Regions from separate parts of the Homo sapiens genome. Here region 1 is linked to region 2. Evidence: read pairs that join two places in POLR2A ChIA-PET (ENCODE). Cell type or tissue: K562. All regions are shown on one strand. Each heading gives the region's core, and the rest is flanking DNA. Links, peaks and the distances in the headings are about the cores only. Region 1 has its middle 24 kb from the start of PIF1. Region 2 overlaps LOC124903507 (a long non-coding RNA gene).

Region 1 (5,372 bases), core at 306-5,305, 80 kb after region 2:
GACGGGGTGGCTGCCGGGCGGAGGGGCTCCTCAATTCTCAGATGGGGCGGCTGCCGGGCGGAGGGGCTCCTCACTTCTCAGATGGGGCGGCTGCCAGGCGGAGGGTCTCCTCCCTTCTCAGACGGGGTGGCTGGGCAGAGACGCTCCTCACCTCCCAGACGGGGTCGCGGCCGGGCAGAGGCGCTCCTCACATCCCAGACGGGGCGGCGGGGCAAAGGCGCTCCCCACATCTCAGACGATGGGTGGCCGGGCAGAGACGCTCCTCACTTCCTAGATGGGATGGCGGCCGGGAAGAGGCGCTCCTCACTTCCTAGATGGGATGGCGGCCCAGCAGAGACGCTCCTCACTTTCCAGACTGGGCAGCCAGGCAGAGGGGCTCCTCACATCCCAGACGATGGGCGGCCAGGCAGAGACGCTCCTCACTTCCTAGACGGGGTGGCGGCCGGGCAGAGGCTGCACTCTGGGCACTTTGGGAGGCCAAGGCAGGCGGCTGGGAGGTGGAGGTTGTAGCAAGCCGAGATCACGCCACTGCACTTCAGCCTGGGCACCATTGAGCACTGAGTGAACCAGACACCGTCTGCAATCCCGGCACCTCCGGAGGCTGAGGCTGGCGGATCACTCGCGGTTAGGAGCTGGAGACCAGCCTGGCCAACACAGCGAAACCACGTCTCCACCAAAAAAATACGAAAACCAGTCAGGCGTGGCGGCGCGCGCCTGCAATCGCAGGCACTCGGCAGGCTGAGGCAGGAGAATCAGGCAGGGAGGTTGCAGTGAGCCGAGATGGCAGCAGTACAGTCCAGCTTCGGCTCGGCATCAGAGGGAGACCGTGGAAAGAGAGGGAGAGGGAGACCGTAGGGAGAGGGGGAGGGGGAGGGGGAGAGGGAGAGGTACATTTTTTTTTTTGAGACGGAGTTCCGCTCTTGTTGCCCTGGATGGAGTGCAATGGCGTGGGTCTCAGCTCACTGCAACTTCTGCCTCCCAGGTTCAAGCGATTCTCCTGCCTCAGCCTCCTAAGTACATGGGATTATAGGGGCCTGCCACCAAACCTGGCTAATTTTTGTATTTTTAGTAAAGACGGGGTTTCTCCATGTTGGCCAGGCTGGTCTCAAACTCCTAAACTAAGGTGATTTGCCTGCCTTGGCCTCCCAAAGTGCTGGGATCACAGGTGTGAGCCACCATGCCCGGCCAAATTATATTATTAATATAATGTTTTGGAGACAGGGCCTTGCTCTGTTACCAGGCTGGAGTGCAGTGGCATTATCATAGCTCACTGTAGCCTTGACCTCCTGGGCTCAAGTGATCCTCCTGCCTCAGCCTCCTAAATAGCTGGGACTTCAGGCACTTGCCACCTGTTTTACATTTGTTTACATTTACATTGTAAAACAGGCACATGCCTGCCTGTTTTACATTTGTTTTTGCAGAGACAGGGTCTCACTATGCTGCCCAGGCTGGTCTCAAATGATCCTTCCACCTTGGCCTCTGAAAGTGCTGGGATTACAAGTGTGAGTCACGGTGCCCGGCCCTGGAAATTTTCTTTAGGCAGCAAGGTGGGGCATTTGTAGGGTTTTCCTCATTTGTTTGCTGACTCTCTGGAATCACTATTTTTCATCTTATGGGTTTCAATGTCTTGAGAACCATGTTTCACATACTTTGGGGAGTATTTTAGTTGTTTTTAGGTGGGAATGTAAATCATCTTGTCTAGAAGCAGAAATCCTTACAATCATTTATTAATTTCTTTAGCTGGCATTTATTGAGGAAGAGCTTAGTGTGTGCCCACCTTCCATTTGTCTTACAACTCTCCAAACACTCCAAATTTTCCTGCCTTGGGGTCTTTGCACAATTTTTCCTTTGTCTAGAATGGTCTTTCTAGCTCTACTTTCCTCCCTCAGCTCAAAGGGGCCTTCTCTGACTACTCTATGTAAAGTGAATCACTCTCTTTTTAATTTCCCATCACATTTCTGCTTTATTTTACAGCTTCTTCTACTAGAATAGAGCCAGACTTTTTTTTTTACTTTTTTTTTTTTTTTTGAGACGGAGTCTCGCTGTGTCGCCCAGGCTGGAGTGCAGTGGCGATCTCTGCTCACTGCAAACTCCGCCTACCGGGTTCATGCCATTCTCCTGCCTCAGCCTCTAGAGTAGCTGGGACTACAGGCGCCCGCCACCACGCCCGGCTAATTTTTTGTATTTTTAGTAGTGATGGGGTTTCACTGTGCTAGCAAGGATGGTCTCAATCTCCTGACCTCGTGATCCACCTGCCTCAGCTTCCCAAAGTACTGGGATTACAGGTGTGAGCCACCGTACCCGACCTTTTTTTACTTTTTTAACCTTAAAATTTTTTTTTTCACGCTTGTAATCCCAGCACTTTGGGAGGCTGAGGCAGGTGGATCATGAGGTCAAGAGATCGAGGCCATCCTGGCCAACATGGTGAAACCCTGTCTCTACTAAGCACCACTGCACTCCAGCCTGGCAACAGAGTGAGACTGTGTCTCAAAAAAAAAAAATTTAGAGATAGGATCTCACTATGTTGTCCAGGCTGGGCTCAAACTCTTGGGCTCAAGGGATCCTCCCATCTAGGCCTCCCAAAGTGCTGGGATTACAGGCGTGAGCCACCGCGCCTGGCCAGGCAGGAATTTTTGTGATTCTCTGGAACCAGCTCAGGGCCAGGCACACTGTTAAGTGTTCAATAAATATTTACTGAATGAATAAATGAGGTCTTTGCATACTTCATGGTGCCTGTCACATAATAGAGCTCAGTCAAATTGCGGGTGCCTGGCTGAGGAACACAGCCCCCTCCCCTGAGTTGTCCAGCGGGGATGGGATATTGGGCCTCTGGATTGTGCCCATGTTCAGCTCACCCTCAGCCTCACTCTCCTTAGTGATAACCAAAGGCCCCTGCTTGCCGGCCAGGGGAGGGCTGACAGGTGGGGCTGATGAGTTCCAGACCCAGTCCTCTGGGCCCCAGCACAACCAGATAGAACCGGATGCTGGCTGGAAGCCAGAGCCAAGCTTCCATGACGTCGTTGCCTTCAAGGGGCGTGCCCTCCCTGGCCCGTGTGGGCCTTCAGCTCTTGCCCACCGGGCTCAGAGCCTCCTGCCACTGGGCTCTGGGGAAAAACCTAGCCATCCTCCCTGGTTCTAGTTCTGCATCTACTTGTGCAGCCACTGACAACTATTAGAACACAGAACTAAATAGTGGTCGGCGCTATAAAGTGAAAAATACTTTGTAGATTTAAAACATTCTGTAAGTACTCACTAAACTAGAAAGGACTTGGGAAGCTTCTGTTCAAAACCACTACTTTTGACAGAGGAAGAAGCTGAGATTTAAATGAAATAATGGGCTGGGTGCAGTGGCTCATGCCTGTAATCCCAGCACTTTGGGAGGCCCAGGTGGGCAGATCACTTGAGAGCTCATGAGTTCAATCCTAGCCTGAGCAACATGGCAAAACCCCATCTCTACTAAAAATACAAAAATGAGCTGGGTGTGGTGTCGCATGCCTGTAGTCCCAGCTACTGGGGAGGCTGAGGCAGAAGAATCACTTGAACCTGGGAGGCAGAGGTTGCAGTGAGCCGAGATCATGCCACTGCACTTCAGCCTGGGCAAGAGAGCAAGACTCAGTTTCAAAATAAATAAATAAACAAAATAAAAATAAACAAATAAATGGAATAATGTATGTAGACTGCTTAGCACCACACTTGGGACGTTGTGATTTTACTCTAGCTATTCACCGCCTGCCCACCTCTGGCTAAGCAAACTCTGCGTTTGTGCCTCTCCACTTCCGCACACTCCCCTCCCACCTTGTCAATGAATTTTTTGTTCATTTATGTCACTTCATAATAATATATGCAAAGTGTTTAGCTCAAGGCCTGGCACTTCATAAATGAACAAAAAATGGGCCGGGTGTGGTGGCTCACATCTGTAATACCAGCATTTTGGGAGGCCGAGGTGGGTGGATCACCTGAGGTCAGGAGTTTGAGACCAGCCTGGCCGACATGGTGAAGCCCCTGACTCTACTAAAAATACAAAAAATTAGGCTGAGGCTGGGCACGGTGGCTCACGCCTGTAATCCCAGCACTTTGTGAGGCTGAGACAGGCGGATCACTTGAGGTCAGGAGTTTGAGACCAGCCTGATCAATATGATGAAACCCCGTCTCTACTAAAAATACAAAAATTAGCCGGGTGCGGTGGCAGGCATCTGTAATCCCAGCTACTCGGGAGGCTGAGGCAGAATAATCTCTTGAACCCGAGAGGCAGAGGTTGCAGTGAGCTGAGATTGCGCCATTCTACTCCAGCCTGGACGACAAGAGTGAAACTCCATCTCAAAAAAAAAAAAAAAAAAGAACAAAAAATAGTAGCTACAGTTCTTATTGAAACAGGGGATCCATCTGATAAATGCAAAGCAAAGCACTTTGCATATATCATTTAATTCTCATGTAGGATGAAATCGGTATCATTATTCCCATTTTACTGATGAGAAAACTGAGGCTTGAAGTAAGTGGCTGATGCAGTTCAGACCCCAGAGTAGGAAGATGCCAAACTGGTAGGTTCTGGCTTCTCTTCCCTTAGTGGTATCTTCTAACAAATTGTATTTCCTGCTAGCTATTCCTTCCTGTGCCTTTGGGGAAGGTCATCTGGCCCTGAACATTCATTTGGTCAATCACTGAAACAGGGTAAGATGGGGTCTAAAACCTCCAGCTGAGTGTATGTCCTGAAGCCCAACTCTGGGTTTGTTTGTTTTTTTTTTTTTCCTTGAGACAGAGTCTCGCTCTGTCGCCAGACTGGAGAGCAGTGGCACGATCTTGGCTCAGTGCAACCTCTGCCTCCTCGGTTCAAGTGGTTCTCCCGCCTCAGTCTCCTGGGTAGCTGGGACTACAGGTGCATGCCACCATGCCCAGCTAATTTTTTTGTATTTTTAGTAGAGATGGGATTTCACCATGTTGGCCAGGGATGGTCTTGATCTCTTGACCTCGTGATCCACCTGCCTCGGCCTCCCAAAGTGCTAGGATTACAAGCATGAGCCACCGCGACTGGCCAACTCTGAGCTTTTTTAGAGTTGGCAGCAAGGATGTTTCTGAAGGTCAAAGATAATCCCGTGTCAAAAACAGCTCTGGGGCAGGAGGAGTCATGTTCTGTGGGAATGAGCCCTCAGACCCAGCCACTTCCTCATCAAATGTCCTAGTAGCTGGGTCTCCTGGAGCCCCTAGCTCTGCATTCCCACAGGATGGTAGGAGCTGCTGATGGAGGCAGGCAAGTGGAAGTCCAGCCCTGTAGGAGCTCCAGTTCACAGAGGGGAACTGAACTGGCCTTTTTGGAGGAAAAGAAGACTTGAACCAAACTTGGAGGACCTGGTCAACTTGGATGAAGGAGAGTGAGG
Region 2 (5,372 bases), core at 201-5,200:
GAAAGACCTTGGACTGTCCATTTTGCCACTGTCCACACCACTCTGTATTGTCTCCAGCAGTGAGGCCGAGTATGAGTTGCTGTTGCTCATCACACTTGAATGGTTATTACACTGTTTTCTGTACCCTCGTCTCATTCAAAAGTGGGGATATGGCCAGGTGTGGTGGCTCACGCCTGTAATCCCAGCACTTCGGGAGGCCGAGGCAGGTGGATCACTTGAGCCCAGGAGTTTAAGACCAAACTGGGCAACATGGAGAAACCCCATCTCTACTAAAAAAAAAAAAAAAAAAAAGTGGGGACACGAAAGAAACTAAGAGGGCCACTGTTTGTAGCGAGCACATTTCTACCCCAGCCAGGCCTATCTATAAGCAAATAAAGATGGGATTTCATGTCCTCCCATCAGCTTTTCTGCACCCTCCCTTCTACCTTCCAGTGGCACAGTGCTTAATGACAGCTGCTGACAATACAGTGTCACAGGCCTTGCGCCAAAATTACCCCCAACTCCTTCCCTCACTCCCAAATCACAACTCTTATTATCTAAGTGAGCAACCCCAGTTGCAAAACACAAAGGAGTAATAAGTCCTGTAGAAATTCTCAGCTCCACCCCAGCCCCTGGTTGCCAATGACCCTGTGAAGAAGCTAAAACTCCTTAGCTCGGACATTCTGTCACAGAGAGACCTGCAGCATGTGCCAGATGAACTTGCATCAACTGAAAACCAAGGTCACCTCTGGAGACCAGAAATGGAAGTGACAGTCCCAGGCCTATTCATAAAGCTTCAGTTTTTTACAAGGAGATTGTAATCATGCAAAACTTGCGTAATTAAAATTAATAATAAACAGAAATGCCTCAGCCTAGTTCCTGTGAGTCTGACCCCAACTTACATTTCCAGGTTTTTTTTTTTTTTTTTTTTGAGACGGAGTCTCACTCTTGTCACCCAGGCTGCAAGCTCCGCCTCCCGAGTTCACACCATTCTCCTGCCTCAGCCTCCTGAGTAGCTGGGACTACAGGCACCTGCCACCACGCCCAGCTAATTTTTTTTTTTTTTTTTTTTTTTTGTATTTTTAGTAGAGACAGGGTTTCACTGTGTTAGGCAGGATGGTCTCGATCTCCTGACCTCGTGATCCACCTGCCTCGGCCTCCCAAAGTGCTGGGATTACAGGCGTGAGCCACCACGCCTGGCCTTTTTTTTTTTTTTTTTTAAGACATGGTCTCACTCCAGTGCCCAGGCTGGAGTGCAATAGCGTGATCTCAGCTCACTGCAACCTCCACCTCCTGGGCTCAGGTGATACACCCTGCCTTAGCCTCCTGAGTAGCTGGGACTACAGGTACATGCCACCATGCCCAGCTACTTTTTGTATTTTTTGTAGAGATAGGGTATCTCTCTGTTGCCCAGGATGGATACATTTCCAGTTTATCTCAGATTACTCCCTTCCATGAACAAGTCCACTCACAGAACCCTCTTTCTCCTACAAAGAACGTCTTTCTCCTCCTCCTTTGTCAAGCAACCTCTAGCTCATCTCTCAAGACTGTAGTCTTTCAATAATTTAGCTCATGCATACCCTAAACATTTTTAAAAATTATGTACCCCTTCAATAAAGCTTGTTTTAAAAGTGAAGTTTTTAGGCTGGGCATGGTGGCTCACGCCTGTAATCCCAGCACTTTGGGAGGCCGAGGTGGGTGGATCACCTGAGGTCAGGAGTTCAAGACCAGCCTGGACAACATGGTGAAACCCCGTCTCTACTATAAATACAAAAATTAGCCGGGCGTGGTGGCAGGTGCCTGTAATCCCAGCTACTCGGGAGGGTGAGGCCAAAGAATCGCTTGAACCCAGGAGGCGGAGGTTGCAGTGAGTAGGGATCACACCATTGCACTCCAACCTGGGAGACAAGAGCAAAACTCTGTCTCAAAAAAAAAAAAAAAGGGGAAATTTTAAAATTTGATTTAAAAAAAATTTTAACCATGTTTAAATAGTTGCAAAAGGCTGGGCACAGTGGGACATATCTGTAATCCAAGCACTTTGGGAGGCTATGGTGGGAGGATTGCTTGAGGCCAGGTGCTCAAGGTTACAGTGAATAATGATCATACCACTGCATTCCAGCCTGAGTGATAGACTGAGACCCTGTCTCTACAAAAAAATATAAAAACAGTTTCGAAGGATGTGATTTCTTTGCAATTTTTTTTTGTATTAGAAATATTGAAGCTGGACACAGTGACTCATGCCTGTAATCCCAGCACTATGGGAGGCCGAGGCAGTGGGCAGATTGCTTGAGGCCAGGAGTTTGAGTCCAGCCTGGCCAACAAAGCAAAACCCCATCTCTACTAAAAGTACAAAAATTAGCCGGGCATGGTGATGCGTACCTGTAATCCCAACAACTCAGGAGGCTGAGGCATTAGAATTGCTTGAACCTCGGAGGCAGAGATTGCAGTGAGTTGAGATCAACCCAGTGCACTCCAGCCTGGGTGACAGAGTGAGACTCTGTCTCAAAAAAAAGAAAGAAAAAGAGGCCAGGTGCAGTGGCTCACGCCTGTAATCCCAGCGCTTTGAGAGGCAGAGGCGGGCGGATCACTTGAGGTCAGGAGTTTGAGACCAGCCTGGCCAACATGGTGAAACCCTGTCTCTACTAAAAATACAAAAAATAGCCAGGCGTGGTGGCGTGTGCATGTAATCCCAGCTGCTTGGGAGGCTGAGGCAAGAGAATCGCTTGAACCCAGGTGTCGGAAGTTGCAGTGAGCCAAGATCATGCCACTGCACTCTAGCCTGGGCGACAGAGTGAGACTCCCTCTCAAAAAAAAAAAAAAAAGAAAGAAAGAAAAAAAGAAAAAGTAAGCTGTTCTTTAGCACAGGAAATTTTACATCACTCCTTTTTCTCCTTGAACTTGTATTTTCTTTTTACTTCTCTCACATAATGCTTTCCTAATACAATATGTACTTTATCCCTTTTTTTTTTTTTTTTTTTTTTTTGAGATGCAGTCTTGCTGTGTTGCCCAGCCCAGGCTGGAGTGCAATGGCACAATCTCAGCTTACAGCAATCTCCGCCTCCCGGGTTCAAGCGATTCTCCAGCCTCAGCCTCCCCAGTAGCTGGGATTATAGGTGCCTGCCACCACGCCCAGCTAATTTTTGAATTTTGAGCAGAGACAGGGTTTCACCATGTTGGCCAGGCAGATCTTGAACACCTGACCTCAGGTGATCCACCCACCTCAGCCTCCCAAAGTGCTGGGATTATAGGCGTGAGCCACTGCGCCCAGCATTTTTTTTTTCCCCCAAGATGGAGTTTCACTCTTGTTGCCCAGACTGGAGTGCAGTGGCGCGATATCAGCTCACCGCAAGCTCTGCCTCCCGGGTTCCAGCGATTCTCCTGCCTCAGCCTCCCGAGTAGCTGGGATTATAGGCATGCACCACCACGCCCAGCTAATTTTTGTATTATTAGTAGAGACAGGGTTTCTCCATGTTGGTCAGGCTAGTCTCAAACTCCTGACCTCAGGTGATCCACCCACCTCAGACTCCCAAAGTGCTAGCTAGGATTACAGGCGTGAGCAACTGCACCCGGCCAAGAATTCTTAAATATAAGACACAAAATTGTATAGGAAATACAACTTATATTGAGAGAGATGTTCTCATGCTAGAGTGAGACAGTGATAAGCATCAATGTTTTTGTTGGCTGGTTGGTTGTTTTTCTGAGACAGAGTCTTGCTCTGTTGCCTAGGCTGGAGTGCAGTGGTGCAAATGTGGTTCACTGCAGCCTCGACCTCTTGGGCTCAGGCAGTCTCCTGCCTCAGCCTCCCACGTACATGGGAATACAGGTGTGCATGACCATGCTCAACTAATTTTTTGTAGAGACAGGGACTCACTTTGTTGCCCAGGCTGGTCTCCTGGGCTCAAGCCTTGGCCTCTCAAAGTGCTGGGATTACAGGTATGAGCCATTATGCTTAGGCTGTGTTTTCGTTGTTATTGTTGTCTTTTTTTTTTTTTTTTTTTTTTGAGACAGTCTGACTGTGTTGCCCAGGCTGGAGTGCAGTAGCTATTCACAGGCATGATCGTAGTTCACTGCAGCCTCAAACTTCTAGGCTCAAGTGATCCTCCTGCCTCAGTCTCCTGAGTAGCTGGGACTACAGGTACATACCGCCACACCTGGCTAGGCTCAATTTTATTTCAACGTTTCAATCTCACACATGGTAATGCTGAGGTATCTTATTCACATAAGTACCTGGGAAAGGAAGAAGTTCTAGCAGAGTCACTCAATACCACCTAATCATCAAGCAGATGACAACAAAATTTGTTTCAGGTCCTTCCATTCAAAAGCAAAATATTGGGAAAGCTTTAGTTTGTAGAAAGGATCTATAATACAGTCATTTGAGTCATTCACTTTCTCAATATTGAAATCACTATTTCAAACTGTTTCTGTTTGAATTCCCAGAGATTTTTACACATCAAGACAATATACCAAATACCAGATCTCCCAACATACCAAACATCAGATCAACCAACAAACCAAATACCAGATCACCAACAAACCAAATACCAGATCTCCCAACATACCAAATACCAGATCACCAACATACCAAATACCAGATCACCAACATACCAAATACCAGATCTCCAACATACCAAATACCAGATCTCCAACATACCAAATACCAGATCTCCAACATACTAAATACCAGATCACCTAGCATACCAAATACCAGATCTCCCAACATACCAAATATCAGATCAACCAACAAACCAAATACCAGATCACCAACAAACCAAATACCAGATCTCCCAACATACCGAATACCAGATCACCAACATACCAAATACCAGATCTCCAACATACCAAATACCAGATCTCCAACATACCAAATACCAGATCACCTAACATACCAAATACCAGCTCTCCCAACATACCAAATACAAGATCTCCCAACATACCAAATACCAGATCTCCAACATACCAAATACCAGATCAACAACATACTAGATCTCCTAAGATCTAGGATGAAGGGCCAGGCATGATGGCTCATGCCTATAATCCTAGCACTTTGGGAGGCTGAGGTAGGTGGATCACTTAAGCCCAGGAGTTTGAGACCAACCGGAGCAACATGGCAAAACCCCATCTCTACTAAAAATACAAAAATTAGCCAGGCACGATGGCTCACACCTGTAATCCCACACTTTGGGAGGCTGAGGCGGGAGGATCACTTCAGGCAAGAGGTCTAAGACCAGCCTGGCCAACATAGCAAAACACCGTCTCTACTAAAAACACAAAAAATTAGGCCAGGTGCGGTGGCTCATGCCTGTAATCCCAGCACTTTGAGAGGTCGAGGCGGGCAGATCACAAGGTCAGGAGTTCCAGAACAGCCTGACCAACATGGTGAAACCCCGTCTCTA

Evidence for each region. ChIA-PET counts read pairs that join two places held together with the same protein. Peaks named below come from ENCODE experiments on the same cell type or tissue, not always from the same donor. Only the 100,000 strongest peaks of a DNase experiment are listed, where the experiment ranks them.
Region 1: POLR2A ChIA-PET joins it to region 2 with 5 read pairs; 12 of 35 experiments call an interaction of 5 or more read pairs at or near these places.

The regions. Positions count from the first base shown.
Region 1 is chr15:64,799,206-64,804,577 of GRCh38, forward strand. No RefSeq gene overlaps it. Among named protein-coding and RNA genes, the nearest start is that of PIF1, 24 kb to the right of the region's middle. RefSeq lists an enhancer at 57-959. In K562, for the core only: no CTCF peak of the experiment used is centred there; a DNase peak (open chromatin) is centred at 2,976.
Region 2 is chr15:64,719,728-64,725,099 of GRCh38, forward strand. It overlaps LOC124903507 (a long non-coding RNA gene), which reads left to right. Exons shown (of 3, transcript XR_007064679.1): 3 at 1-842. Among named protein-coding and RNA genes, the nearest start is that of OAZ2, 19 kb to the left of the region's middle. In K562, for the core only: no CTCF peak of the experiment used is centred there; no DNase peak of the experiment used is centred there.